Linked DNA regions of Homo sapiens: region 2 is linked to region 1. A link is an interaction called in ENCODE POLR2A ChIA-PET data of the cell type or tissue named here. Cell type or tissue: GM12878. All regions are shown on one strand. Links, peaks and the distances in the headings refer to the core of each region. The heading gives the core; the rest is flanking DNA.

Region 1 (16,022 bases), core at 6,394-11,393:
TAGAATATATATATTCTATATAATATATATATTCTATATAATATATATATTCTATATAATATATATATTTTATATATAAATAAATATAAATATAAAATATATATAATTTATATATAAAATATAAAATATATATAATTTATATATAAATAAAATATAAATTATATATAATTTATATATAAATAAAATATATATTATATATAAAACAATTTGCCATTTTAAAGTATATAATTCTGTGGCATTAATTACACTAACAGTGTGGTATAACCACCACCACTTATCTATTTCCAAAACTTTAAAATTATCTCAAACAGCAACTCTAACCATTATGTAATAATTCCCCATTTCCCCCTGCCCCTAGCCTCGGTAACCTCTAATCTACTTTCTTTCTCTGTGAATTTGCCTATCCTAGATATTCCATATAAGTGAAATCATACAATATTTGTCTTTTTGTATCTGGCTTATTTCACTGAATGTCTTCCAGGTTCATATATGTAATCGCATATATCAAAACTTCATTCTTTTTATGGCTGAATAATAGACCATTTTAAGTACATACTACAACTTGTTTACACATTCATCTGTTGACGGACAGTTGGGCTCAGTGGTTTTGGCTTTTTTTTTTTTTTTTTTGAGACAGAGTCTCGCTCTGTTGCCCAGGATGGAGTGCAGTGGCGTGATCTTGGCTCACTGCAACCTCTGCCTCCCAGGCTCAAGTGATTCTCCTGCCTCAACCTCCCAAGTAGCTGGGACTACAGGCGACCGCCACCATGCCTGGCTAATTTTTTGTATTTTTAGTAGAGACGGGATTTCACCATGTTAGCCAGGATGGTCTCAATCTCCTGACCTCGTGATCCACCCGCCTCGGCCTCCCAAAGTGCTGGGATTACAGGCGTGAGCCACTGCCCCCGGCCTTTGGCTTGTTTTTTAATAAATCATGAGTTGCTGAGCATCTCATTGGGTAGCAGGGGTTTTTTTGTTGTTGTTGTTTTGGTTTTTTTTTAGTAGAGATGGGGTTTCACCATGTTGGCCAGGATGGTCTCCATCTCCTGACCTCGTGATCCACCTGCCTTGGTCTCCCAAAGTGCTGGGATTACAGGTGTAAGCCACTGCGCCCAGCCTTTGGCTTGTTTTTTAATAAACCATGAGTTGCTGAGCATCTCATTGGGTAGTAGCATTTTTGTTGTTGTTGTTTTATTTTTCTGTTTTTTTTTTTAGTAGAGATGGGGTATCACCATGTTGGCCAGGATGGTCTCGATCTCCTGACCTCGTGATCCACCTGCCTCGGCCTCCCAAAGTGCTGGGATTACAGGTGTGAGCCACTGCGCCTGGCCTTTGGCTCATTTTTTAATAAATTATGAGTTGCTGAGCATCTCATTGGGTAGCAGGGTTTTTGTTGTTGTTGTTGTTGTTGTTTTGTTTTTTTTGTTTTTTTGTTTTTTAGTAGAGATGGGGTTTCACCATGTTGGCCAGGATGGTCTCGATCTCTTGACCTTGTGATCCACCTGCCTCGGCCTCTGAAAGTGCTGGGATTACAGGCGTGAGCCACCGCGGCTGGCCAAGGGCAGCAGGTTTAAAGGAAGAGAGAACACAGTCATGACACTGGTGCTGTGGCTGAATTCTAGAAGGTAGTCCTCTTCCCAATTTTACTAACTGAGAAAAGTAACAAGGTAAGGCTCACTTGTTTAAGAACAGCAGGTTAGCAACAACATAGTGCCAAACGTTCTGACATTAACATCATGGTGTTAAGACCACGAGTGCTGTACTGTCTCCAAATACAGGTCAAGGCTATGCTTGCAGAGCTTTCCCAGAAACCTCCCTTCCTTTTCCTTTCTGAAGTCAGAGTGTTCCTAGGACAACATTTTGGTTCATAAAACATTTTGTAATGCTGTGACTATCTCAGCATACAGGATACCCCTCTCACTTCAATCTCCTTGTTTTCTAATAAAATCAAACATTTCAAAAATGGCATTAATGTAATGGATGAAAGAGTTACACTTCACCATCATTTTAAGTTAAAAAGAAGTATTTGAAAAAATAAATTCTGATTCTAATGCTCGTTCTTGAAAGTTTGCTTCAAGCAGGAAAACAACTGCTTTTCAGATTCTCTTTTTCACCTGGCTTTTTTTTTTAAGTTCTTAAGTAAAAATAAAAAAGTTCCAATTGATTTTGTAAGTTTTGTGATGGTAAAACAAGATGTGGAGCAAACATTTCAGAATACCAAACAGAGTTAATTAATTCCAGTATAAGCTCCTCACATACGGCCAGAGCTTGCAAGCAGATGTGCTGGCTAAATATCTCAGGTCAATCTTAGCACATTATTGAAAGTAACCTCCCATTCCTCAGAAAAGTCTGGCCTGCAGCTTACAAACTAGAGCAAACAACTTAGACACATGGAAAAGTAGAATTTAACATCTCCCGATTTCCACTCTCCATTTATTTCCAAACCTTCCATCTAAATCGGAAGAAAAAAAAAATGCCCTCTAGTCACACATAGGCCACACTAAAGTATTAGCCACTAAAATAAAAGATGAGGAAGCAATTTTAAATGCAGTCACCACAAATGTGTTTTGGGAACTTTCACCTTGTCTCTCATAAACTAGAAAGTGTACTTCATGTTCCTTTTGGTTTCGAATGAGCAAGGCATTTCAACTATTAACATTTCATTTCCACCACGTGTCTGTTTCAGAGCTAGCAGCTGGCCTATTTATTTTGCTAGCTGGTGATAGAATTAAATACAGAGTCTTTGAAAACATTTACAAGCTTTCCCTCTAACCTTCTGTGTACTTTCCAAATTAGGCTACTTTGATTGTTATTAGCTAAAGGTTTACGTACTGGAATACTAACACTGTTACCTTCAGAGTAAATTGTTTATAGCTCAGGTGCAGTTTAGAACATTTTCCTCCATGGAATACTCTTGAGATTGAGGAGAAGAAAGTTGAACTGGTTCACTCTGGATCAACAAGTTTCCTTTGTGAGTCAAACAATATTAAGGCCACACAGATATGGATGCAGTCAGGGAAACCAGTTGTGAAAATAGTTCTAGTCCTCTACAAAACCACAGGCTTCCTTTGTGAGCTCCCAAATGCTTTATAATCTCAAAATCACCATCGTCATAATGCACTCCTAAGATTTATTCTTTGACACTAGCGTTTTGATGTGGAAGACAAGGCATACGCCTGGACCCCAGGCCAGTGTGGGTTCAAATCACGTCTCCTTCACTTATGATGAGCTAGACGGTCTTAACCAAATAACCCAAGTCTTTAGTTTCAAAATCAGCAAAACGGAAATAGTAATTTCCACTTCATAGCTTTGTCGTGAGCACTTGCATTGCACAGATGCTCAATTAGTGGTTTGGGATGAAATCAAAGATCCTTCATCACTATAAGCTTTTCTCAATCTCTTCGGCCCACAATATCACTCATGAAAAGCATCCATTCATTCTTTCATTCAGTCAAAAACTACCTATTGGCCCTACTGGAGATAAGAAGTTCCTCCTCCATAGATTGTGATGATGGTTTCATGGATGTACACCTATCTCCAAACTCATCATGTTGTAGGCATTAAATATTACCATTTTTTGTATGTGGGGGAAAAAAGAATGGGAAAAAATGTGGCCCCTTCTCTTAAGGAATACACAGAGTACTTCAGGGGGTCACAGATATTAAAACGGGGGAAGGGAGGGTGGGAATCCAAAAGAGTGAAAACTCTAGCTGCTCCACAGAGTATTGTGAGGACCCAGAGAAATGGGCCAACTCTTCCTAGGAAAGTGAGGAAGAGTTTAATGGGGAAGATGATATTTGAACTACGGTTGTGTGTGTCTTTTAGGTAAGAAAGATGCTCTTCTTGAGCATCATAAGCAAGGAGAACAGCACAGAAGAAGGTAAGGAGTGGTGAGATGGATTGCTGTAGTCAGTGCAGCTACAGAAGAGATGATGCTGCCTAGGGGGTAAAACGGGCTTTAGTATGTCAGGATCTTTTTTTTTTGAGACGGAGGCTCACTCTATCGCCTAGGCTGGAGTGCACTGGCGCAATCTCGGCTCACTGCAACCTCCGCCTCCCAGGTTCAAGCAATTCTCCTGCCTCAGCCTCCTGAGTAGCTGGGATTACAGACAGGTGCTACCATGCCCGGCTAATTTTTTGTATTTTTAGTACAGACAGGGTTTCACCATATTAGCCAGGAGGGTCTCGATCTCTGGACCTCGTGATCCGCCGGCCTCAGCCTCCCAAAGTGCTGGGATTACAGGCGTGAGCCACTGCGCCCAGCCAGTATGTCAGGATCTTAAAGTTGCTATTTCATCCTCAATGTGACAAGAAGCCACTAGAGGATTTTAGCATGAAAACAACACAATCAGATTTGTTTTTAAGAAACTAATTGCGTTAGCAGAGGGGAAGACAGAGTGGAACACTAAAGGACTTGTGGCAGGAAACCCAGCTAGGTATAGCCATAGTTCCAAGGCAGAGAAGACAGGGTCTGGGATCAAAGCAAATTAAGGCAGCAGAGGTGGGAAGAAAAATGTGAGAGACAGTTTCAGAGGTGAAATCAACTGAATTCAGTGACTGGCTGCAGATGTCTAACTGATATAGGGCAGGCAGGCTTAGCCTGGGAGGGTTCTTGGCTTCACCCAGGAAAGAATTCAAGGGTGAGCCAGAGGTGAGCGGCAGTGTGCAGCAGAGGTACTGTTCCTTGTAGAGCAGGGCTAACTCATAGGCAGTGTGTCCAGAGCAGCAGCATATGGGCTGTTGGCTAGCTGTATTTATATCTACTTTTAGTTGCATGCAAATGAAGAGGTGGGTTATTTAGACCTTTTAGAAAAGGGGTGGGGCATTTCTAGATGCATAGAAGATAACTTTCAGGTCATTCCCATGGCATGTTGCCACGGCATTTGTAAACTGCCATGGCACTGCTGGGAGTGCCTTTATGTTAATGAGCAGTGAGGGCAACTGGAGGTCACTTTCATCACCATTTGCTGGTTTCAGCTGGCTTCTTCACTGCACGCCCTGTTTTGACCACATCTTTCTCCAATCAGTGGGTTGTGACTGGTGCTCAGAAAACAAGTCCTGCTGATCTCCTACCTCATAACCTTGAAAATAAGTTGGAGGGTGACACTAATAACCAAGATAAAGAACAAAAGGAATGGAACAGGTTTGTGGGGAAAGATACTGAGCCGTGTTTTAGACATGTTGCATTTGAAGGACCGTTCAGGTGAAGATGCTGAGTAAAGTTGGAAATATGGATCTAGGAATGTAGAAAAGTACAGATTGAAACGTTAACATCTAAAAAAGGCTAGAGCACAGGAGATTAGGATAAGCATTAGCCATTATGAACAGGAGAGGACCCCAATAAGAGCATGCAGAGTGAGAGAGACCCAAAGACAGAACCCTGAAGAGTCCAGGATTCAAGTGATGTTCACCCATATACGTCAGTTTCTGCTTAACGATATGCATGCTGACTTTCATCGTTACTTATCTGGATTGTGAAAACATGCCCTGTTTCCCCAGACAAATTAAAAACATAAGGCTTTATACCCACTGCTTAAAGAGCACCTAGAACCATAATAGGTAAATAGAAGATATATGTGGAATTGAAATAGAGGAAACTTACATGGAGTAGAAGAAAACGAGCGTTCGATTAAAGAGGGCCTTTAGTAACAGCCTAAGGAATTTTAACTTCATCCTTTAGATAATAAGAAAACAACCAGAGTTTTTTGAGCATCAAATCGTGTCACAAGAACAGTATTTTCAAAGGTTTAAGTATATGAGGTAACATATATGTTAACTATCTCCATTTATTCATTCTACAATGTATATATATTTCAAACAATATATTTTACCTAATAATAATTTTTGTCAATTTAAAAAATTTTAAAAACAAAAGAGTGGTATATGGAGGGATGAGAGAAAAACAGACTCTGCAGGGAAGGAATCCGTTACAGTCTGACTGTGGGAATCAAGCCACTGGTTCTCAGGCAAGCTACAGCCAAAAGGGATATAATCCATCTAGCTAAATGAATGAAACAACATACGTGGGTCCTGAAATGTTTTTCTTAAAATGTACCCCACCTTGGCTGGGCGCCGTGGCTCACGAGGTCAGGTGATCGAGACCATCCTGACTAACACGGTGAAACCCCGTCTCTACTAAAAATACAAAAAAAAAAAAAATAGCTGGGAGTGGTGACGGGCGCCTGTAGTCCCAGCTACTTGGGGGGCTGAGGCAGGAGAATGGCATGAACCCGGGAGGCGGAGCTTGCAGTGAGTTGAGATCGTGCCACTGCGCTCCAGCTTGGGCGCAACAGAGCAAGCCTCCATCGCAAAAAAAAAAAAAAAGTACCCTACCTTTGACTTGCCAAAAGAGAGATAACCATAATAAACCCAAAGACTCCATGAAAGGCAAGTCAGAAGTGGGCACGTAGAATGGGGAAAGTACACTAGGGTCTCTGGGCATCTAAAATGATTCTGATTTTGAAAAATATCAATACACAAAAATACTGGTGAGGGTAAGATGGCCAACACGCTTCGGACAGATCACAGACACTTTGACCTACTTGGGTTTTAATCATTCAGGATAACAATTACGACCACGATCAACATAACATGGTGGATGATGAAGAGCTGGCTGAAAACATCTGAAAGAGCTGGCTGAAAACATCTGAAAGAGCTGAAAGATGTTTGGCCTGTATCAATGTGGCCCAGCTCTGGGATGTAGGGATCTAGGCAGATTTACAAAATAAAAAGCAGCATTGTTTGTCTGCTGCCTCCCACCATCTGTTCTTGCCCCAGGTTAGTGGAATGAAACAAACTCTCTGGGCAAGATATTGACTCACATTTTTCAAACGCTGACTCCTGGTTTGGATACAGAGCTGAGGTCAGAATTCTTAGGTCCTTTTCCAGCCAAGCTGATTTTAGGACAGGCAAGCAATCACAAAATACTCTTCTGTGCAATAAATATGAAAATACTTAACCTCCTTAGGGTATTATGAAGCATAAATCATGCCTTTAAAAGCCTGTGACAAGCTGAAATGAAAAGCGTTCAAAGTGGAGAAATACAATGAAACCACGACTATAAGCACTCACTGAATTTTGAGCAGACAGTTGTACTATTAATTTAATGAGGTTTATGGTTTTAAAAGTATTCATCAATAGCAAATATCGCGTTGCTTAAATATTCCATTACTCGATCATCTGTCTAAATGCGCTCTGGTCTCCAACATTGATTGGCTTGCTCAAAATGGCTAGTTTCTTTCTCTCTTTTCTTTCCCCACCAAAAGTACTGCTTAAAGGAGCCATTAACAAGAGGATTCACTCGTCAGGGCTACAATGACTTGCAGCTGGAAGATCCACCTACAAATATACATCCATTCATAAGGCTGATACAACAGCTTTCAGGGAGGGGATGTGCATGAAATGGACACAAGCGAAGAGTAACAATGGCAGGGATTATCTTTTAACTGGCTCATGAGTGAAAAAATGAAATTGCAGACGTCTGACAACTGTAGCTTTTTCAGTCAGTACAAATTAAATTATAAACCTACAGCTACACATTTACTCTTTATGAGTTGATTTCATGTTAGGCCTCAATAGTTACTTATTCCTGGTACAAACGTAAACCAGCAGTTGTGCCATTTAAGAGATTAGTTCAATTAATACTGTCCCTGCTAGGCTAGGCCTTATATCTATAAGCAATTCAGTGTCTGGCTTGCTAATTCATACTCTCACTTTGCCTTTTCTTTGTCAGTCAAAGAAATTAAGCTGGAGATCTCACCAGGCCGGCCACTTTCCCAGTCTCTTAGACGCCTCTGTTTGCGGCCATTGCAGTGATTCCATGATGAATTTCAATCATTAGAAAGTTCTTCCTAAGGTAAAAAGCAGAGCTGGAATCAACTGGTACTTATTCTGGCCTTTGAAATAAGGTATAAAAAGCCCATTTCTCGCTGGGTGCGGTGGGCTCATGCCTGTAATCCCAGTACTTTGGGAGGCCGAGGTGGGCAGATCACGAGGTCAGGAGTTTGAGACCAGCCTGGCCAACATGGTGAAACCCCAACTCTAAAAATACAAAAAATTAGCCAGGCATGGTGGCACACACCTGTTGTCCCAGCTACTCAGAAGGCTGAGGCAGAAGAATTGCTTGAACCCGGGAGGCGGAGGTTGCAGTGAGCCGAGATTGTGCCACTGTACTCCAGCCTGGGTGAGAGTGAGACTCCATCTCAAAAAAAAAAAAAAAAAAAGGCCATTTCTACTGTAAAACATTTGATCATCTCTCCTCTACAACACACTACCCCCCTCCCCCACCCACCTCTTAAATATCGTATAAATGCAAGTGTGCGCCAAGGACCAGCAACTCTGGCATCGTCTGAGAGCTGGTCAGAAGTGCTGACTCTCAGGTCCCACCTTGGCCCTCCTGAACCAGTATCTGTCTTTTAACAAGATCCCCAGGTAATTCATTGGCACACTAAGGTTTGGGAAACACGGCTTTAGACCAGTGGTTGGTAAACATTTTCTGCAATGGGCCAGGTGGTAAATATTTTAGGTTTTGTAGGCCATACGTCTCTGTTGCAACTACTCAAAACTGCTGTTGCGGTGCAAAAGCAACCATACATAACACACAGTCAAACAGCCGGGCGTGGTGGCTCACGTCTGTAATCCCAGCACTTTGGGAGGCCGAGGCAGGTGGATCACAAGGTCAGGAGATCGAGACCATCCTGGCTAACACGGTGAAACCCCCGTCTCTATTAAAAATACAAAAAATTAGCCGGGCGGTGGTGGTGGCGCCTGTAGTCCCAGCTACTCAGGAGGCTGAGGCAGGAGAACAGCATGAACCCGGGAGGCGGAGCTTGCAGTGAGCTGAGATCACGCCACTGCACTCCAGCCTAGGTGACAGAGCGAGACTCCATCTCAAAAAAACAAAAAACAACAACAAAAAAAACCATAGTCAAACAAACATGGCTGGTTTTTGTTTGTTTTGCTTTTACAAAAAGTTTTATGGACACTAAGGTTTGGATTTCATATAATTTTCATGTGTCACAAAATAGCTTTTGATTTTTTTTCAACCATTTAAAAATATAAATGCCATTCTTGGCTCATGACCTGTACAAAAACGGGATAAACCATAGCTTGCTGATCCTAGCTCTATACTCTGGCACTTCACATGATATCATTTGCTGGTTTCACCTGGGCCTGGTCCCAATTCTAGATAAGGTATTCCAGTTCATTAATGCAGCATGCATAACTGAATCAAACAAAACAGATGAATTTTTAACAGTACTGAGCAGAGCAAGACCATTATTTCTCATGATTTGAACATAGCATTTGTTTTGGTGAAGACCAATGCCTAACAAAACACTTATTTTAATGTAGCAGCATACAATGTGGCTGGACATTTGTAAACAATTAAAAAATTGATATCAGTTTGCAAAATTTACTTATATCTTCAATAGTCATATCTTCTCCACACTATAATAACTAATTGTTATGATCACTACTGTACTTACTGCCATATAATTTTTTTTTTTTTTTTGCGGTGGTGTGATCTTGGCTCACTGCAACCTCTGCCTCCCAGGTTCAAGTGATTCTCCTGCCTCAGCCTCCCGAGCAGCTGGGACTACAGGTGCGTGCCACCATGCCCAGCTAATTTTTGTCTTTTTAGTAGAGATGGGGTTTCACCATGTTGGCCAGGATGGTCTCAATCTGCTGACCTTGTGATCTGCCTGCCTCGGCCTCTCAAAGTGCTGGGATTACAGGCGTGAGTGAGCCACTGCACCTGGCCAAATTTTGCAATTTTTTAATCAGGAAAGCACCATCAATACTGCTTCCTGGTGGGGTGAGGAGGAAGTCTGGAGCTGGAACACATTCCCACACATTACCATTTTTTCCTTTTCAATTCTCACCCCAAAAGTACCCCCGGCATATAGGGAAAATAAAAAGACGCATGGCAAAGGGTATTCTGCAATTAAGTTCCTCTCCACATGGGATTGTTCAAACCTTGGTCAGGATGGACAGGGGAAATTTGCAGCCTAAATATAGTGGTGGCATAAAGTAGGTCATTTCCAGAACCATGGAAAATACCACTGGGAAAAGGGCAAAAGGAAGGAAGTCATAAAGAAGAGTTGACAATTATTTCTATAATGGTTTCCAATCTGGATACTCCCTTACAGCCTATTTAAGAAACATGGAATCGGATGATTTGAAACATATTTCCTAACTCTAAAATTTGGAGATTTGTTATTAGTACCATTACCTACCTAGTTATATGTGCTCAAAGGCTGGGAATCCTCTCTGATTCATCCCTTCCACTTGGATTTCCCTTCAGATCCATCCCCCAAACCTGCCGATTCCTCCTTTATAATCCCTCTCAAATGTGTCCCCTGCTTTTCATTCTCATTGTCACCATCTTAGTTAACACTTCACCCCCAATTTACTGCAGTTATCTCCATTGGTCAATGACGTCCATGATGTTTCACATTATTGCCCAATACAATCATAGTGAATCAATGATTTTTTTTTTTTTTTTTGAGACGGAGTCTCGCTCTGTCACCCAGGGTGGAGTGCAGTGGTGCGATCTCGGCTCACTGCAACCTCCGCCTCCTGGGTTCAAGCGATTCTCCCACCTCAGCCTCCTGAGTAGCTGGGATTGCAGGCGTGGACCACCACGCTCAGCTAATTTTTGTATTTTTAGTAGAGACAGGGTTTTGCCATGTTGGCCAGGCTGGTCTCAAACTCCTGACCTAAGGTGATCCACCCGCCTCGGCCTCCCAAAGTGCTGGGATTACAGGCGTGAGCCACCGCATCCAGCCTGATTTTTTTTTAAACCACAGTTACTGTCATTTTGAACAGTCTTCAGTAATTTCCCAACACTTGAAATGCCGGCTCCATATCCTACAAGCATTTCAGTTTCCCCAAAGCTATCACCCACTCCTCCTTCGCTTCACCATGGCTGGCCTCCTCTCCATCTCCAGCTCCCAGGGGTTGACTCCACTCCTGTGCCTCATCCTTTCTCACATGCTTCCTTCATCACCTCCAAACTGGAGTTAACATTTCAAACTCAGGCCAAATGAGAGGCGTGAAGATGTACTCAAATAATTACTAATCCTGAGTATGAAGGGGCAAATGCTAAGATGAATACAACATAATGCAAAAAGATTAAAATGAGACAGGACCTTTAGAAATTTAGTCAAATACGGCTGGGCACGGTGGCTCACACCTGTAATCCCAGCACTTTGGGAGGCCAAGGCGGGCGGATCACGAGGTTGGGAGATCAAAACCATCCTGGCCAACATGATGAAACCCTGTCTCTACTAAAAATACAAAAATTAGCCGTGTGTGGTGGCATGCACCTGTAGTCCCAGCTACTTGGGAGGCTGAGGCTGGAGAATCACTTGAACCCAGGAGGCAGAGGTGGCAGTGAGCCGATGTTGCACCACTGCACTCCAACCTGGCACAGAGCGAGACTCCATCTAAAAAAAAAAAAAAAAGAAACTGAGTCAAATATCCTTATATCCTTTGACCTTGTTAATCACACTCCTGATCGTCCTCATTCTTTTCTGACTGCTACTTCACAACACCCTTCCTGTAAATAATGGGGCTCCCCAAGGCGCTGCCCTAAGACGCTGAGCTCTTCTCCATCTATGCTCAGCACCATGGCTTTTTTTTTTTTTTTTTTTTTTGAGACGGAGTCTCGCTCTGTGCCAAGGCTGGAGTGCAGTGGCGCGATCTCAGCTCACGGCAAGCTCCGCCTCCCGGGTTCACACCATTCTCCTGCCTCAGCCTCCCAAGTAGCTGGGACTACAGGCGCCCACCACCACGCCCGGCTAATTTTTTGTATTTTTAGTAGAGACGGGGTTTCACCGTGTTAGCCAGGATGGTCTCAATCTCCTGACCTCGTGATCCGCCCACCTCGGCCTCCCAAAGTGCTGGGATTACATACCGCGCCTGGCACCATGGCTTTGATTACCATCCACAGGCTGACTCTCAGATCTAAAATTCCAGTTTATAGGTCTCCCCTGAGCTCCAGATTCAAAAGCAGCATACTATTTCTGACACACCTAAGCTGAGAGCACCCCACGTGTCTTCGAACTCAGTGTCTTCTCACTTTACCGCCACACACGTTTTTCTTCCTGTGTGCCCTATGGCAGTCAAGGCCATTGTCATCTATGCAGCTGCCTGAGGCAGAACCCAATCAATCACTGGTCCTACTACTTTTAAAACCTCCCCTCCATCCATCCACTTCTCTCCCTATCTTCTCATCCTAACCACTCCAGTCTAGGCCAACATCATGTCATGACTGAACTACTTCAAGCCACCTCCTGACTGGTTTCCCTGTCTACCATCCCAACCCCGCTCCTATCCATCATCTACATTACTCCCAAGCCATAGTTTCTTTCTTTTAAGATGGAGTCTCACTCTGTCACCCAGGCTGGAGTGCAGTGTTGCAGTCTCAGTGATCTCAGCTCACCGCAACCTCCGCCTCCTGGGTTCCAGTGATTCTCCTGCCTCAGCCTCTCAAGTAGCTGGGATTATAGGCATGTGCCACCACGCCTGGCTAATTTTTTGTATTTTTTGTAGAGACGGGGTTTCACCATGTTGGCCAGGCTGGTCTCAAACTCCTGACCTCATGGGATTTGCCCAACTCGACCTCCCAAAGCGCTGGGATTACAGGAACAAGCCACTGTGCCCGGCCTGTATCTTCTTTATTGAAACTTTAGTGGTCACCTTGGAGCAAAAGAAGTGAATAGTGGAGGTCCCAAATTACAGCACTGAGGGGCAAGCATTGTCTCCAGGTGGTATAGATGAGTAGCAGTGGTGTGGTATATTATTAGCAGCCAGACTCCTAAGAACGTGTGAGATATCCTCTTGGGACTCATTAAAACATTTAGAGAGGGGAGTCAGTCAGGTATGGATGATAATGTTAATATGGCCTCAGAGGCATCAACGTAATGCATTTATAGTCAAAAGCTGATGAAATGTGGAGACATTCTGGTTATAGATTGAACTAAGATAATCTCATAGATAAAGGGGCTACAGGGTGCTATGGAGAGTTGCTCAGATGTTTGGAAGATACTAGTCATCATGGCAGTTAACATCAAAGAAGATAATCATGCCCTTCTGTAATGTGTCCTCCTTGCAGGTTACCTTCAAACACAGGCTTGGGAATGTGGAGGATCATATATCCAAAAGGGCAACCACCACTATTCTTAGGAGTTGCTAATCTTCACGTTTGGAGCTGAATGATTAAATCAACTACTGAAAGCAGCCATAGGGCCTTCAACTCTTTTCTCTTTCCCAGAACAGAACTAGAGTCACTCATTCATTAAGCATCTACAATGTACCTACTATATGTAAGGGAGAGCACAAAGATAGACCACACACAGTCCGCATCCCCAAGGAAATTTAAATTAAGCAATGTGGGACAGTCTGTTGCGAGTTCATGTGGTATGATATTGGAGGGTACCACTAAGCTCACCTAATAACTGCTTCTTAACAAAGAAATCCCTTCTAGGGCTCCCCCGAGCCACAGAGCCATTCCCCTTGAGCCATAGAGCCACACAGAGCCACTCCCTTGAGCCACAGAACCACAGTCATTGTCCAACTGTGCAATAATCTGAGGCCAAGGTAATTTCCAACCCTCCTTTTCCAGAGTTCTCTTCTTCCTAACTCATTTATATTATTTCTACTGGCTCCTCTGTGGGTCTGGAACCCCTACTCTTCTCTAAGGAGAAATGAGGAACCCCACCTACCATAGGTGCAAAACATTCCAATGTTCCTTTGTATTTCTCTACTAAATGACAACTAAACAGAAGCTGTTTGTCTGGTGGGCTGACATGATCACAGGCAAGGCGGACCATCAGCTCTTATTACCAAATACCCAATATACACCCTTCCTTTTTGGCCCTTCCTCAAAGTTTTCCACTTTGCCTGGCCCTTTTCATGAATAACTTCCTGTGTCATCATGTGACACGACGAATGATTTCTGTCATCGTGTTCATTCATACCTATCCAGAACATACCATAGCACTGTATCATACCTAGTTTGACACAAAGACCTCCCTCACACTTCTATTTCCTGTCCACCAGTCCTCATCCCATTCTTTATTCACACACACTTTCGCACATTCTTCTCTCTTTCTCTCTCTCTCTCCTTTATAGAGACAGAGTCTTGCTATGTTGTCCCAGGCTGGTCTCAAACTCCTGCCTCGAGCGGTCCTCCCACTTTGGCCTCCCAAAGCATTGGGATTACAGGCATGAGCCACCCCTCCCTGTCTGTTCTTCTCTTAATTACTTCTTCAGCTCTAACAACGCAAAGCGCATCTGCTAGCCCTTGGTTTCTGGATTATCCTGCCCCTCTCTGCCCTAGTGAATCTTAAGAAAGTTCACAATCAGTACGACAAATCATGTGTGTCCTGACTAGCGCTGATTTGGTGGAATTATTTCCAGTTTAGATCTGGTCCTTCCTTAATTAATAATAATAAACCTCAGTTAAAGTTGTGTAGCATTTTCCATAGCAGTAACACAATGTTAATTTCATCTTGAGCTTGGAGAAGTCAGCTAAAGTCCTAAACCTCAAGATCTTTTTATATATAAGGGAGAAGTCTCCAGAGATGGTGCATCCATGAGCACATCATCTTTACTAAAGAAAAGCAAAATATATTTATCTTCTATGTATGCACACAAACATGTATTTTTTCTTCCTTTTTTTAGTGCAACTTCCTGACCTCTGAAAACAATTTCTTTAGGATACTGGCTGTAAATATTTGCACGGATTGTTCAATAGCTGGTTGTGCAAAGGGAGACAGGCTTTTTGTCTTTACCCCGGAAAAGAATTGAAACAGACTCTTTCTTTCAAAAGTTGGCAGAGATATGTTACAGAGGGGTCCAGCTCATTTGTAGAAGCAAACATGTTGCCGTCTAACACAGATTGATCACCAGCTGGGAAGCAAGTCATTCCACCGTAGGTTCACAATAACACTGGCTCTCTGCTGAGCTGCTGACCACTGGTGACAGATTGATGTGTAGTTCGAGTGGAGAAGCTAGCTAAAGAGAACTTAGGGAAGCTGAGCAGGTTGCAAGTGTATTATTCATGCACTCTCTGCCCAGAAAAATAAAGTTCCCCACCTTTCTGACCTAAGTTTGGAGAACCGTTAGGGACTGAGTTTGCTTTGTGACTTTGAAGGCTGCTTACAGCTTTCCAGAGCAACATAAAAAATGAATACCTATTGGCACTCCAATGAAATGCCAAAATCCACAAAGAGAACGACCAAGGAACATTTCTTTTTTCCTTTTCCCACTGCGAGTGAGAAAGAAGAGACATGATATTTCATGTCACTGCTAAAGAGTTTGTTTGGTAAAAAACAAATGAAAAGGTACAGCTTGTTAACACCACTCAGAGGTAGACAGTCCAGGGTCTCAGAAAGAAGAATGGCATGCCCCTGGGTTTCTTTTAGAATGCGAAGAGTGGTGGCCGGGGAGGGGGGGATGGTGGGGGAGGGGGTTGGGGGGTGGGGGTGAGGGCTCACGGAATGAAGAGCTTTAAAACACCACGCAAGCGGGGAAGGCATATTTACTTAAGAAAACTGGTACCTAAGTTGTAAATCGGAATAACAGATCAAGCAGGTACCGTGTTTTATAAGTTTGAGTCATTAAATTTTCCAAGATTCTGCATGCTTTTCAAACCATAAAAGACCCACTTCCAAACTATTACCCACTTTTTAAACCATGAAGATACATTAAGCACACTACTTTTTCAATAGCAGTTTTTTTGCACATCTTTTCTATCATCTTTCCTTAAAGAATATACATTTTTTTCTTTTTTTCTCTTTTTTTTTTTTTTTGAGACAGAGTCTTGCTCTGTCTCCCAGGCTGGAGTGCAGTGGTGTGATCTCAGCTCACTGCAAGCTCTGCCTCCCGGGTTCACGCCATTCCCGACTCGGCCTCCCGAGTAGCTGGGACTACAGGCGCCTGCCACCACGCCCGGCTGATTTTTTTGTATTTTTAGTAGAGACGGGGTTTCACCATGTTAGCCAGGATGGTCTCGA
Region 2 (16,022 bases), core at 4,083-9,082, 100 kb before region 1:
AATCAAGTTGGGAGTGAGGTTGTGCCTGGAGCCAGGCTCTAACCACTCCCACCCCCCAACCCGGTCTACACACAAAGCCTCCGAGGATGCTGGTTACCCTGGTGTTAGTCCATCCTTGCGATGTATGAACAGGGCTCTGGGGAACAAGATACACACTCTTCTGCCCCCTACCACTTTTTTGTTGATGATCACCATTTTCTAAAAGGTTTATTAGTTCTAGGTCCCTCAGGAATGCCCGTGCACTGGCTTCGGCTTTCTGTTTGGGACGTGGGTTCACGTTTACGAACAACAAGGGATGGCCCCTGGCAGAGCCTCGTTCGCACTCGCTCCTGCCTCCAGTTTGGCAACACAACACAAAGGCGGTATGGCTTGTATACACTTTCCAGGCTGAGCCCCTATTCAGAGGGGGCTGCAGCTTGCGCGTAATGGGCCCCCTACAGACAAAGCCAGCAAGTTTCTTAATTAAGTCTAAGTGAAAGACAGATCCCGCTTACATCTTCAGAGAACCTTCCTTCAGAACTTCAAAAACAGCCTAGACTGCCTATCAAATCCAGGCACGAATAACTAGCTAGCAATTTTTTCTCTTTTTAAATATAGAAAGCCAGGCCTCCGGCGCCAACTCTTCAACCCCCTCTCACTTTCCCTGCAATTTTAGACATGCCTCTGGTTTATAAAACAGGAAACAAAGGGACTTCTTGTGTGTCGGAGAAGCCCTCAGAGGGCCTGCATTTCATTCCGGCCTTCCCCAAAGCACTGTGCTGTCTAAAGAGCTCTTTAACTGGTTTAGTCTCATTACCATTTCCATGAGGTATCAAAGGATACGCTACGAAACCAGCATATGTACATATATCACATAAGGACACATCCTGTTACGCAACGATATTAAAAAATTAATTATTAGCTAATTGCCTTTTCAGAAATGTGATTTTTCACATCCCTCCCTCCCCTCCCCCTCCACCCTAGCCCCAGAAACCCTCTCTCAGACAGACCTTTCTGTTTTCTGGGCTTTGCTGTGATAATGTTCCTTGCAAACAGAAACCAATTATTCTGCAGCAGTAAGTCACCAGGAGTATGAATTGCTTTAATTTTTCCCCCTTTTAGCAGCTGCCCAGGGTGGGTTGCGAGGTGGCTGCAGTAATGAAGCTGGGATGAATACTAAAGCAGGACCGAGGCCGGGTGTCCTGCAGGGAAAATGATGTTCAAAAATAAAAGTGCGTTTTTGTTGGGAGAAGCTAATCAATGAATTGGACGTTTCCAAAAAATGTGCTTTCCGCTCTCAATTTGCATCGCCAATGCTGCTTTCCCCAATGAGTCCTGTGCACCTGACTAGCTTGTAAAAATGTCACCTTACTGTTAAAGTGCTAAACACGCCCTGTTTTTCCTCCGCCTGTTCTCTCTCTCCCTCCCCCCTCTCTGCCTTTTTCCTTCTGCAATTCTTTGCTTTCTCATTAGAAATGCCCAGCAACGTCTGGCAGACAAAGACACTGCAAACAAAGTGTATGGAAAGGAAAAAAAAAATTAAAAGGGAAAAAAGTGCAGAGGAATTCTTCATTCACGGATCTGTAGAATACATTAATATCTGAAACTGTTGGCACAGCCTAAAATACTTGGGCGGCTAACAATGCGGGCAATGATTCCGAGTCTGGGATCTTCAAATAAACCCCAGCGCTGTCATGGCCACCAGGAAGGAGAATAATGGCGATATTAGCTGACCTTCATTTTGTTGTTTCTTCAGTCCTGACTGCTGGACCTCTGTTTGCTTGTTACTAGGATTTCTTAGCTGAAAAATTTTAGCATTTCCCAGGCAATACAAGAGCCAGTTTATTAGGTAAATAAACCAGGCCTTAAGCAGTCTTTTCTGCTCCATAATGGGAAATGGGCAAATTGGAACGAGGGTTGAGTTGGAGTCAGGGAGAATGACTCAGAGGCAGAGATCTCATCATTTCCCCCTCATCCAAAACACCAATGAACAATGCGGACGGAGTTAACAAATCATCAGATCGACGTGCTGCCTTTGGTTAACTTAACCAACATCATCCACCAAGTAAGGAAGACAAGATTCACAAAAGGAAGGGACAAAAATAGCGGCTTTCTTCTTCTAGAGACCTAGATCTGTAATGACATTTCACTTCTCCCAAGGTTCCAAGGAACTGGAGACTATTTTATAATTCATCCAAATGGAGCTAATGGTGCTATGTTTCAGTCATCTGTCATAAATGCTTAAACATTCTTATGTTATTCAAACCATTGTCTAGTGACAATCTTAACGATGTTAATAAAATCAGTAATGCAGAACTGGATCCTTTTTCAGAGTCTCTACATCCAGAGGGCCTTCTGGCTGTCTAGACTGTAACACAATTGGTAATTATTACATTTATGTGTGCCTGCTTACTGTTTACTATCTCGATTCCCTCCCCCAACTGCAATATAAGCTCCCTGAGGGCAGGGACCACCATTGTATCCTACCTCACCCAACACAGTGCCTAGCACCCAAGACGTATTTGCCTAGGGAGGTAATGATATTTTTGGCTACCTTTGGGGAAATGCATCCCATCTTTAAAAGCTTTCAGCTGCCACGCCCAAGGGCTTCAAGATGAGAACGAGACACAATACTTCTTAAAGCAGAGTATTCCCCTACCGAGAATGAAGATATGCGTCCAAGTTTCCTGTCGCTTCCAGCTTTCAATTCTTTTTTAACTGTGCTTTCTTTTGGGATTAAAAAATAATAATCTCAATTTTTAGATTCAGGAGGTACATATACAGATTTGTCACATGGGTATATTGTGTGACACTGAGGTTTAAGGTACGAATGATCCCCTCAGCGAGGTAGTGAGCACAGTATCCAATAGGTGGTTTTTCAGCCTTTGCTCCCCTCCCTCTCTCCCCCACAATAGTCCCCAATGTCTTTTGTTCCCATCTTTATGTCCATGTGTATTCAATGTGTATCTCCCACTTATAAGTGAGAACACATGGTATTTGGTTTTCTGTTCCTCTAGCTTTCAAATTAAAATAACTTATTTTATTTTTTTTGAAACAGAGTCTTGCTCTGTCACCCAGGCTGGAGTGCAGTGGCATGATCTCGGCTCACTGCAAGCTCCGCCTCCCGGGTTCACGCCATTCTCCTGCCTCAGCCTCCCGAGTAGCTGGGACTATAGGCGCCCGCCACCACGCCCAGCTAATATTTTGTATTTTTTTAGTAGAGATGGGGTTTCACTGTGTTAGCCAGGATGGTCTGGATCTCCTGACCTTGTGATCCGCCCGCCTTGGCCTCCCAAAGTGCTCGGATTACAGGCGTGAGCCACGGCGCCTGGCCTAAAATAACTTATAATAAACACTTGCTTCAAGCAGGAGGTCATGTAAATAGATATAACACACACATGTTTTTTAAAAGTTACACAGTCATTTTGTTGGAAAACATGGAAGACATAGAAATTTTTCAGACTGCCTAACTGCTCAATGGGTTCACCTTACCCAATTTGTAACTGCCCAGTGGGTTCACCTTACCTGCTGCCTAGACAGAGCCGATTTCTCTAGACAGGGGAATGGCAATAGAGAAACAGTAATTATCACAGAACCGGCTGAGCAGGAGACTGGAGTTTTATTATTACTCAAGCCAGTCTCCCTGAACATTTGGGGATCAAGGTTTTAAAAAACAATTTGGTGGGAGGGGAGGGGCAGTGAGCTGGGGAGTGCTGATTGGTTGGGTCGAAGGTGAAATCATGGGTCGTCCCTGTCTTCTTGCACTGAGTCAGTTCCTGGGTGCGGGGGGGTGTGGGGGTGGGGGGCAGTCACAAGATCAGATGGGCTGGTTTCTCAATCTGGGTGGTGCCGGTTGATCCATCAAGGGTAGAGTCTGGAAACCATCTCAAGTCCTGACTGTAGGAGCAGTTTAGGGAGGGCCAGAATCTTGTAGTCTCCAGCTACATGACTCCTAAAGCATAACTTATAATCTTGTGGTTAATGTTAGTAGTCTAGTCCCCAGGCAAGAAGGAAATTTTTTCTGGAAAAGAGCTACTATCATCTTTGTTTTAAACTTTTAAAACTATAAACTAAGTTTCTCCCAACGTTAGTTCAGCCTAAACCCAGGAATGAACAAGGACAGCTTGGAGGTTAGAGGCAAGATGGAGTCGTTTAAATTGGACCTCTTTCACTGTCTCAGTCATAATTTTGCAAAGGCGGTTTCGGCTTGGGAAGTGAGAAAAGTAAGTCTCGAAGTATGCAGGATATGATCCCAAAATGGTTGAAAGGAATAAAAAAGACAATACATGTTTGCTTAGTTTTGTTGCTGCTATAACAGAATATCACAGACTAGGCATCTATCAATGGAAGAATTTATTTGGCTCATGGTTCTGAAGGCTGGGAAGTACAAGAACATGGCACTCTGATGAGGGTCAAACCAGGTGGAAGGGTGGAAGGCATAAATGAGCACATAAGACAGACAGGAAAAGGGGGCTGAATTCCCTTGATAAGTGTTAAATACAGTGAGTTCTAAATTTCCCGTCAAAGAATCAGTATGTCAGTATGTTCAGTTCTTTGTTCTCCATTTTAAAGTTTAACTTTCTCATTCTCCTTGCCCCTAGTTTCAGTAAACAACCTTTTCCACCATTTCTAATCAGTAGTTCACATCTATTTCCTGGTCACCGCTTCGATCTGAGTCACCCCTGGTCACCTGCTCTGACCTGAGTCACCTGTTCCTAACTGTTCTTCCCATCAAACTATTCACCCCACCACTCTGACTCATACCCCTGCTCTCTTTAAAATAGCCAATCGGAATTAGCTTAGACTGTGTGATCCAACCCTAGCCAATAGGGGAACAACACAGCAGCAGGGGTTACCTGCGTCAGGAATAAAAACCCCTTCCCCTCTCTTGTTCAGCTGTGCTCTCACCATTGCTCCATCTGCAAGTCACACTCTTCTACAGAAGTAAAATTGCCTTGCTGAGAAAATTAAATTTATGTTTGAGTGCTATTTCTTTTGCGGCACTGAAAATTTATTTCTAACATAAGTAACCCACTTGGTGATAACAGCACTAATCCACTGATGAGGGCACGGCCCTCATGATCTAATCACCTCTTAAAGGTCTCACCTCTTAAGACCATCATAATGGCAATCAAATGTCAATGTGAGTTTTGGCAGAGACATTCAAACCACAGCACATGTAGACACGCTATATGCATTCATAGAAAAAAAACTGGAAAGATACACCCAAACTGTTAGTAGTCATGATTTGTAGGAAGTGAATTTTTATTTTGTTTATTGTTCTTTATGGTACCATTTTTCTACAGTAAATTGATTATTTTTTAAAATCAGAAATAACCTTCAATAAGTTTTTTTAAAAAAGATAATATATGAGCTAGATCTTTACCTCAAGAATTTCGAAAAATAAATTATAGTTACACTAATACAACCATGGCATTCAAGGTGGGCTCTCTCTCTCTCACACACACACACACGTAGACACACACACACACACTCACACTCACGTAAATATACTCACATGAACATAAATACCTAAAGCTATACATAAAGCTCTATAGGAACATTTCTGGGGGGTTATATGGCTATGTGTTTATTGATTTCTTGAGACAAAACTGCTCTGGGCATCTCAGGGAAGTTTTCTCTTTCTTAGCTTGAAGCAACCAGGTATCACATTTCTGGGTTTTAAAAGAGATTATATTCAAGGATGCTCTATTACTTTGAATAGGCGAAACATTCCAGGCTGATGGGAATTCATACCTGTCAACAGCTGTGAATTAGCATTTCAAACCCCTTCTAATGTGACTTATGAACTTTATCGGTATGAGGATTCAACACCTTGTAGAAAAGCAAGTGCTGAATGCAAACCAGGGTGAAAATGCTTTCTGCTAGGGAGTAGAAGCCTAAAGGAATGATCAAGATCCATCTGCCAAGAACAACTTCACAGGTGGATAGGTGCAAAACGACCATGCCAGGAATGAGGAAAATAGACAATACTTTAGATTTCTTTCCTTTCTTTCCTTTCCTTCCTTTCTTTCTCCCCTTCCCCTTCCTCCCTTCCTTCCCCTTCCTTCCTTCCCCTTCCTTCCTTCTTTCTTTCTTGAGATGGAGTCTCACTCTGTGTCCCAGGCTGGAGTGCAGTGGCACGATCTCAGCTCACTGCAACCTCCGCTTCCCAGGTTAAAGCAATTCTCCTGCCTCAGCCTCCCGAGTTGCTGGGACTGCAGGCGCCCGCCAACACGTCCAGCTAATTTTTGTGTTTTTAGTAGAGATGGAGTTTCACCATATTGGCCAGGCTGGTGTCGAACTCCTGATCTTGTGATCCACCCACCTCGGCCTCCCAAAGTGCTGGGATAACAGGTGTAAGCCACCGTGCCCAGCCTACTTTCAATTTCTAACTGGGTATTTAGAGGGGTAGTAAATATAGCTAGAAAAAAAAAGCTTCAGGGTGAAATGGTATGTTTGATATTTACTCACCAAGGTCTTCCCCTTTTATTATCACTTTTTGTTAGTTTCCATTCTTATTCCTACAAGGCCACAGCCAGAAGTGGGTGCAGGAGAAATGAAGTTCTGAACATTTGAATGAATGCCTATTTCAATTCCAATCATTCCCTGGAAAATGTTAAGTTTAAAGTAAAATGGAATGAGGTAGTCCTAACAGCTCAGGAAACAATAAAAGGGAACTGAGAGCTTTACACGTCAGAAAAACTCTCAGACAATGCCTAAGAGGATTGGAAAGAAATTTCTAAAACATGTCGTCCCTACAAACACACATGAAAAACTATCTTGAGAATTCCACAGGAAAATATACATCCATTTAAAAAAGAAACTTTGAAGCACAAAAATTAAAGAGAAAAGGCTTTTTCCCAGAATACAAAACACTGCTTGAGTTGTGGAAGAAAAAGAGCTCATTAGTATTTCAAAGGAGGTTGATAACTTATTTCAATGTCCATACTGGGATAGAGGATGAGCCAAGTAGTATACTCCTCAAAATCCTAGGGACCACTTACTCTCCTCTGCCATCTCTTATTTTATTTCTTTTTTTGAGATCGAGTCTCATTCTGTTGCCCAGGCTACAGTGTAGTGGTGTAATCTCAGCTCACTGCAACCTCCACCTCCTGGGTTCAAGCGATTATCTTGCCTCAGCTGGGATTACAGGCACACGCCACCATGCCCCGCTAATTTTTGTATTTTTAGTAGAGACGGGGTTTCACCATGTTGGGCAGGCTGATCTCGAATTTCTGACCTCAGGTGATCTGCCCGCCTTGGCCTCCCAAAGTGCTGGGATTACAGGCGTAAGCCACTGTGCCCGGCCAGAACCTGCGTATTAACAAGATCCCCAGATACTGCGTCTGTGCTGTTCTGGAGGACATACCATCCCAAATCAACCCTGAAGGACTGAAAAGTTAGTGAAGGGAAATGCGGGATAGAAAAGAGGGCAGGTATTCTGGGTAGAGGCGGGAATGTGTACAAGGCCACCAAAATAAAGGAAAGCCAGGGATGCCAACTGTTCAGGGTGGCTGGATCCTAGTCCATGGAAGAGAAAAAGAAAGTGTGTATTGAGAAAGGGTGCAGTGTGGCCAACGGGGAAGGAAGTGAAGGAAGATTCGGCCTGAGACTAGATCCTGCTAGGCTACGGAAACCAGTGCTGAGGAGTTTGGACTTTATTCTGAGGGCTTTGGGGCACCTCTGAAGGATTTTTTTTTTTTTTTTTTTTTTGAGATGGAGTCTCACTCTTGTCGCCCAGGCTGGAGTGCAATGGTGTGATCTTGGCTCATTGCAACCTCCGCCTCCCGGGTTCAAATTATTCTCTTGCCTCAGCCTCCAGAGTAGCTGGGATTACAGGTGCCCGCCACCACGCCCGGCTAACTTGTGTATTTTTAGTAGAGATGGGTTTTCACCATGTTAGCCAGGCTGGTCTCAAACTCCTGACCTCAGGTGATCCGCCTACATCAGCCTCCCAAAGTGCTGGGATTACAGGCGTGAGCCACAGCGTCCAGGTATTCTGAAGGGTTTTTAAACTGAGGAGTGACTTGATCAGATCCCCTGAAGACACATGGTGCTTCAGCTCATTCCACTCCTGAGTAATTCCTTACTCATTTCAAACTACCAAGAGTCCACCCATTTTGTCTGTGCTAACTCAAGTCTCTTCCAGTCATGGTGGCTGGAACTGATCTGTTTCTCAACCCTCAACTCCTGCAGCACTGTGGATGGACCACTCACATGGTCTTTGTCATGGCCACTCCATTTCTGCAGTGAGATTTTTGTCTACTCTCTTCTACTGATACAGCATAGCTTTTCAAAGAACAGTTTCCAAGGACCACCTATTTCAGGATCATCTGAGGGTATTTAATAAAATCAATTTCCAAGGCCCAAGACCCCCTGAATCGGTATCTCTGTGTGTGGGGCCCAGATGTTTGCATTTTAAAAAACATTCCAGTCAGATGACGTGGCTTACGCCTGTAATCCCAGCACTTTGGGAGGCTGAGGCGGGTGGATCACAAGGTCAGGAGATCGAGACCATCCTGGCTAACACAGTGAAACCCTGTCTCTACTAAAAATACAAAAAATTAGCTGGTTGTGGTGGCGGGTGCCTGTAATCCCAGCTACTCCAGAGGCTGAGGCAGGAGAATGGCGTGAACCCGGGAAGCGGAGCTTGCAGTGAACAGAGATCATGCCACTGCACTCCAGCCTGGTTGACAAAGCGAGACTCCGTCTCAAAAAAAAAAAAAAAAAAAAATTCCAGGTGAAGCTCTTAAATATGAAAGCCAGAGAATCACAGTATAAGACTACAGCATCCTGAGACCCAGAGCCATCCCAGAAACCCTAGAATCAGACACCGCACCTCTGTCTACAACCTTGGCATGCGGCTGCTCAGGGAGACAAGTAAACGAAGTGTTTTAAATTCCTCTCTCTACTCATTCTTGATTACATAACTAATCAAAATGCTTCCAAAAACCAACCAACCAATCAAGAAAACTTCTAGGAACTTAATTAACTCCAGTATAAAAGGACTCCTCAGGCCGGGTGCAGTGGCTCACGCCTGTAATCCCAGCACTTTGGGAGGCCGAGGCAGGTGGATCACGAGGTCAGGAGATCGAGAACGTCCTGGCTAATACGGTGAAACCCTGTCTCTGCTAAAAATACAAAAAATTAGCCAGGCGTCATGGCAGGTGCCTGTAATCCCAGCTACTTGGGAGGCTGAGGCAGGGGAATTCCTTGAACCCAGGAGGTGGAGGTTGCAGTGAGCCGAGATCGCGCCACTGCGCCACTGTACTCCAGCCTGGGCGACAGAGTGAGACACCATCTAAAAAAAAAAGGACTCCTCATTCCTGCTGTGTACTCTGTCTATTGGCCTATGCTCAGAAAGGGCTTTTTCTTTATGAGACAGGAATGTGCCCGGCTTCTGTCATCACATATATAAGACAGACAAGACTGGAATCAAACTTTCCCACAGAATTGGCGTAAGGACCGAAAGAGACATTATGTATCTTTGAAAGCGCCATGGATACTGCTTACTCTGACTATTATTATGAATGCTTTAAGTTGGTCATTTAGGAGCTAAGAAACACTGATGAGATTCTGTCTTGTATGAGCATGATTGTGGTGTTTCTTTCTCTCTCCTGCTGGACTTTAAGCAACTTGAAGGTAGGACTCTAAGGCTGACGCAACCGCGGGATCCTCCCATAGCACAGCATTGCTGAAGGGATTCAATAAAAATGTGATGAATGGGTGAAAGATGACCATGTCACAGAAGCCCACGTGTAATAAATAGTTCATTTGGAATGTGCACCTGCGTGGGAATTCTCCAAACACCTGCCGAGGCCAGTAACTCCTGTTTTCTCAGCCTATCAAAGAGGGCAGCTGCTCCTTTCCCTCAGGTGACCTTCTCTCATTTATCAAAGCTGGAAAGGGCTGTGATTTTCCCCAACATGCAGACTCTCTGAGCAATTAATAGCCCTCTCAAACAGACTTGTCCTCTAATGTCGATCTGGGAAAATGCCATTTAAAAATTTGTTTCACTGAACATTTTCACAAAATGAAAATTAGAAGATATTAAAGGCATCTGGCTATGTTAAGTAACGGGAATTTATAGTACTTAAATTTATCTGCAAAAGGAAAACATGATAAACACTAGCATGGTTTTCTATCATTTAAATCCTAAATTCACAGGATGGAACATTCAACTCCTGATTTTCCAGAAAATCTACTCTTATGAATCCTAAAGTTATCTTGAAAGGCAGGCTTTGTATTTTTCCAGTGAATATATTGCTGTTTCTTATCAATGTTGCACTTGATTTTTTTTTTTTTTTTTTTTTTTTTGAGATGGAGTTTTGCTCTTGTTGCCCAGGCTGGAGTGCAATGGCGTAATCTGGGCTGACCGCAACCTCTGCCTCCCGGGTTCAAGCGATTCTCCTGCCTCAGCGTCCTGAGTAGCTGGGATGACAGGCATGTGCGACTATGCCTGGCTAATTTTGTATTTTTAGTAGAGACGGGGTTTCTCCATGTTGGTTAGGCTGGTCTCAAACTCCCGACCTCAGGTGATCTGCCTGCCTCGGCCTCTCAAAGTGCTGGGATTACAGGCGTGGGCCACCGCACCCAGCTGAAATGATTTTTAAATTGTAAAATTTAAATTATAAATTATAAATTATATATATAAATATATATTATATATATAAATTATAAATTGTAAAATTTAAAATTGTAAATTATAAGGGACTCTTTTCTCTAGTAGATACCACCTTTAAAGTATCATGTGGAAAGTCGAAATTAAGCAATTTCACATGGAAATGGAGGTTTTGGCTTGCCTTGAAAAATCAGAAGAGACTGCGATATTGGGCCCACATTGCTACCTGGCAACAATCACCTGGGGCTGACCTCTTGAGAGGGATGCTCTCTGGTTTTGCTTCTCTACTGCAGCCTCACTCCTTTCTATGCCCGCCTGGCCTCCACAATGAATAAAGAGAAGGAGGCATGGCTTCTCTTCCAAAGATACATATATTCATGGATCTCTAATAAACGAAAGAGTGAAAATACGTAATTGGCATAGAGGGAAAGTAGAGTAGTCGCCACAAGACATGACTTTTTTGTTTGTTTGTTTTTTGAGACAGAGTCTTGCTCTGTTGCCAGGCTAGAGTGCAATGGCGTGATCTCGGCTCACTGCAACCTCTGTCTCCTGGGTTCAAGCGATTCTCCTGCCTCAGCCTCCCGAGTAGCTGGGATTACAGGCATGTGCCACCAGGCCTGGCTAATTTTTGTATTTTTAGTAGAGACGGGGTTTCACCATGTAGGCCAGGCTGGTCTCGAACTCCTGACCTCAGGTAATCTGCCGGCTTCGGCCTCCTAAAGTGCTGGGATTACAGGCATGAGCCACCGCGCCCGGCCAAGACATGACTCAAGTGCAGCTGAAGCAAGATTTGAAGTTGAACAGCAACTGAGGGGAGCCCACTGTGTGAGCAAATGCTGAGAAGCAGAAATGGACAAGCTAGGTTTGGGGGAGAAGAAATAACTGGTTTGGCTATAGTGGGAGGTTTCCATAGGGGTAGAGGAACAAGGTGGCAGACGAGACCATGTAGAGAGACCGTGGAGAGCCTCAGATCCAGAGCCAAGGACTGTGGGCTGTGCACTCTAGGGCAGCCATCCCCAACCTTTTTGGCACCAGGGACCAGGTTCACAGAAGACAATTTTTCCACGGCCTGGAGGGGAAGGGGGAGATGGTTTTCGGGATGAAACTGTTTCATCTCAGATCATCGGGCATTAGAGTCTCATAAGAAGCACACAACCTACATCCCTCGGATGTGCAGTTCACAATAGGGTTTGCGCTCCTATATCTAATGCTGCCACTGATCTGACAGGAGGCGGAGCTCAGGTGGTAATGCTCGCTCAACCACCGCTCACCTGCTGCTGTGCGGCCCAGTTCCTAAAAGGCCACAGACCGGTACCAGTCCTGGCCCAGGGGTTGGGGACCCCTGCTCCAGAGCCAGGTTGGAGCTCTCCAAGGTTTACACTAACAAGGGCCTGGCAAGATAAGAGTAGTGTTTCAGGATGATCCAGTGGGGGGCCCTTCAGAGAATGGTGACAGAGAAAATGCAAAGGGAGAGCCCTAAGCGTGCAAGACATGCTATGGCCTGAGGGGCAGTAGGCACTGGAGGAGGAGAAAGAGCTCCACATAGGAAAGGAATTGTCCAGCCAGAGCTACGGGAAGAACAGTGGTGCCAAACACAAATACCGGTGTGGGCTGGCTTCTTGTCTGGGTTTCAAGTGTGTGTGGCGCGTGTGTTTATGATAGTGGGGTGAGGGGTTGCAAATGATGAATTTGGTTTAAACTTTTTGAGTGCCAGGAAATGACAGGGAGATCAAGAGACAGATGTGCAGATAAAAGTGCAAATGGCCGGGCGCGGTGGCTCACGCCTGTAATCCCAGCACTTTGGGACACTGAGGTGGGCAGAGCATGAGGTCAGGAGTTCAAGACTAGCCTGACCAATATGGTGAAACCCCGTCTGTACTAAAAATACAAAAATTAGCCAGGTGTGGTGGTACGTGCCTGTAGTCCCAGCTACTTGGGAGGCTGAGGCAGGAGAATCGCCTGAACCCGGGAGGCGGAGGTTGCAGTGAGCCAAGATTGTGCCATTGCACTCCAGCCTGGTGACAAGAGTGAAACTGTCTCAAAAAAAAAAAAAAAAAAAAAAAAAGCTGCAAATGTGAGGATGCACTGAGTGGTAAGGACAGCTGGAGCCAGGAGATGGAGAAGGTTTCTAAGAAAAACATGCCCCAAGAGGATCTGGACCACAAAACCCAGAAATGCTTCTGCTCCAGTTCAAGAAGCAGTGGAGATGTGATTCTTCGATACGTAGCCTTAGAAACCAAACCACACTGTTGCCCCGGGTACTCTCAACCACTCCAAGTTTTTATAGAGCCTTTGGAATGATGGATGGGGCTCAGTTTACCCAGAGACAGTAAAATCAGATGAAAGGGGTTAATTAGAACTGTTCTCTCTACTGCTAGGTGCAAAACAGCCACATTGGAGCCATGATGAAGCTACGTCTATTTAAACAGCCAAACTGATCATTGTAACTGTTTTCTCTCTTAAAATAAACCCCATGCTTTTAGCCATATTCCTGCTTCTTAAAGCCTCTCATGTGAAAGATGCCAAAATAATCCTGGACCTTAAAGAGGTCTTGATTTATCATTTCACAGCTGGTTCCCATGCACCTCCCTTTCCACTTTTTCAGAGCCTCACTATATAAATCCTGCCATCAGATCAGGGAGGCAGGCATGGTGGTGATGGATGTCAAACCTGCGATGGGGAAAGTGAAGAGCAGTTCCCTACTGGGAACAGATAAGCCAGCAGACTTCTCACAGACTGCTCCTGTTACCAACTCAGCCAACCCCACCCCCTCCTCCTGCTCCCTTGGCCCTCCCCATCTGCCGGATAGGGCCTCCCTTCTGCTGCGAAGCTTCCACTCCTGTAGTGTTCTGGTTTGCGTTCTTTGATGAGAAATATTAATTCCAGGTTAATACTGATGTTAAAAAATAAAAGCCCGACCTAATTAAAAATTCAAGTTAATTTTCACCCAGGTTCCCTTAACTTTTAAAAAATGTTCTTTTTGTAAAAAAGAGTAAATAGGTTACATGAGGAGGCCCAAGTACCAGGAATTGATTAGTGGCACAATGAAAAAAGTTACAAAATATAACAACAACCACTTAAAGCAAAGTTAATCTAGTTTGCTCAACAGCCCAGGACTTTTGCTGCCTAAGTACAGGATGCTTCCTTGCATATACTTGCAAATTTCACCTTTTAGGCTAAGGAGATGTTTTTCAATTGATTTGGGAAGGAGGAAGGGGTCAAGACCACGGAGGCTCCAGGTAAAATGCTGTAGGTGGGCAGTCTGCCTCTGATACTAAACTTTTTTTTTTTTTTTTTTTTGAGATAGAGTCTCGCTCTGTTGCCCAGGCTGTCATGCAATGTCGTGATCTTGTCTCACTGCAACCTCTGCTTCCTGGGTTCAAGCAATTCGCCTGCCTCAGCCTCCCGAGTAGTTGGGATTACAGGCGTCCGCCACCACACCCAGCTAATTTTTGTATTTTTAGTAGAGACGGGGTTTCGCCATGTTGGTCAGGCTGGTCTCAAACTCCTGACCTCAGGTGATCTGCTCACCTCAGCCTCCCAAAGTGCTGGGATTACAGGCATGAGCCACCAAACCTCTTCCTTTCTTTGCTCTCTTCCCATCACCCAGCCCTCCTCTGTTCAGTGCCCAGGCACACTGAGACCCCACACTGCTGTCTCTGGCCTGCAAAGATGCACAATGCCACCTCATGTAGGCCTGCTTGCCTGCCCCACCCACACCCCCAACTCAGGTCATAACATCACTTTCCCATCAAAGCTCCAGTTTCCCTACTATGGATGATTTCCTGGTGATATTTTTAAAATCAAACTAAGCGACTCTAAAAGGTGAATAACAAACTCATTGACTTCCCACTGTCTCACACACAACACACCCAGCCTTTGCATCTGGTTTAGTGACTTGTTAGCTTACATCCTTGGTCATAACTTGGCAGCCAGGGAGCCAAGTCTGATTTGCAGTTGTGTTTTAACCTGGTCAGTGTTTTAAAAATCGGCAAAGTTTACACAAAATCATCGCTCTCTCTCTTTCTCTCTCAGGAGACAGGTGATATGGCATCCTGGGGCCACAGTTCCACAGGGTAGCAGACGAGGGGCTGAAGAGCAAGTTCTCTGTGGGCTCTAGTTCACAGGGACACCTGCCACTCCTGACTGTCATATACACACAGCTCTCATTTTCTTTCTTTTTTTTTTTTAGATGGAGTTTTGCTCTTGTCACCCAGGCTGGAGTGCCACGGTGCAATCTCAGCTCACTGAAACCTCTGCTCCAGGTTTCAAGTGATTCTTCTGCCTCAGCCTTCTCAGTAGCTGGGATTACAAGCATGCGCCACCACACCCGGCTAATTTTTGTATTTTTATTAGAGACAGGGTTTCACCACAATGGCCAGGCTGGTCTCAAACTCCTGACCCCAGGTGATCCGCCTGCCTCGGCCTCCCAAAGTGCTGGGATTACAGGTGTGAGCCACCATGCCTGGCCACATATCTCATTTTCTTTACCTGGTTGCCATTTGAATTTGTGACTTCTGGCTTAAATGACTCTCTAAATGAGAGCACAATTAAATAATTTCACAGAAGTAGGGACAAAGATATATTTTTAAAATTTTTTATTTTTAGATGACAAAGAATATATATTTATGGGGTACAAAGTAATGTTTTAGTATCTACACACATTGTGGAATGATTATATCAAGTTAGTTAACATATCCCTTATCTCACATACTTTTTTTTTTTTTTTGTAGTGACAACATTTAAAATTTGTTCTTTCAGCTACTTTGAAATACAGTTGAGTATCCCTTATCCAAAATGCTTGAGACCAGAAATGTTTCGAACTTTGGATATTGGAATATTTGCATTATACCTCCGGGTTATGCATTCCTTTTTTTTTTTTTTTTTTTTGAGATGGAGTTTCACTCTTGTTGCCCAGACTGGAGTGCAGTGGCACGGTCTCAGCTCACTGCTACCTCCGCGTCCTGGGTTCAAGTGATTCTCCTGCCTCAGCCTCCTGAGTAGCTGGAATTACAGGCACACGCCACCACACCCGGCTCATTTTTGTATTTTTAGTACAGATGGGGTTTCACCATGTTGGCCAGGCTGGTCTCAGACCCCTGACCTCAAGTGATCTACCTGCCTCAGCCTCCCAAAGTGCTGGGATTACAGGCGTGAGCCACCACGCCCGGCCGGCCCCTGACTATTAAGACCAGGAAGAGTAATCATGGTACAGGAAAGCAGATCCTATACAGTAACACAGAGGGCATTTTCAACAGGAGATATCTGTTGCTTTGCCTTTCAGTATCACTCTTGGCTCCTTTTCCTCCTCTCTCAACTTTTATATTTCCTCTCTTTCATCTCTCTGTCTATCCCTCCCCATTTCTCTTTCCTTGACTAAACCAAATATTACCACGGGAGCACACATCTTACAGCACTC

The links. Peaks named below come from ENCODE experiments on the same cell type or tissue, not always from the same donor. Only the 100,000 strongest peaks of a DNase experiment are listed, where the experiment ranks them.
Region 2: POLR2A ChIA-PET joins it to region 1 with 9 read pairs; 2 of 35 experiments call an interaction of 5 or more read pairs at or near these places.

What each region holds. Positions count from the first base shown.
Region 1 is chr17:9,430,038-9,446,059 of GRCh38, forward strand. All of the region lies in intron 6 of STX8 (syntaxin 8), which reads right to left. Among named protein-coding and RNA genes, the nearest start is that of STX8, 140 kb to the right of the region's middle. In GM12878, for the core only: no CTCF peak of the experiment used is centred there; no DNase peak of the experiment used is centred there.
Region 2 is chr17:9,330,376-9,346,397 of GRCh38, forward strand. All of the region lies in intron 7 of STX8 (syntaxin 8), which reads right to left. Among named protein-coding and RNA genes, the nearest start is that of STX8, 240 kb to the right of the region's middle. RefSeq lists enhancers at 1-320, 321-826. In GM12878, for the core only: no CTCF peak of the experiment used is centred there; a DNase peak (open chromatin) is centred at 6,616.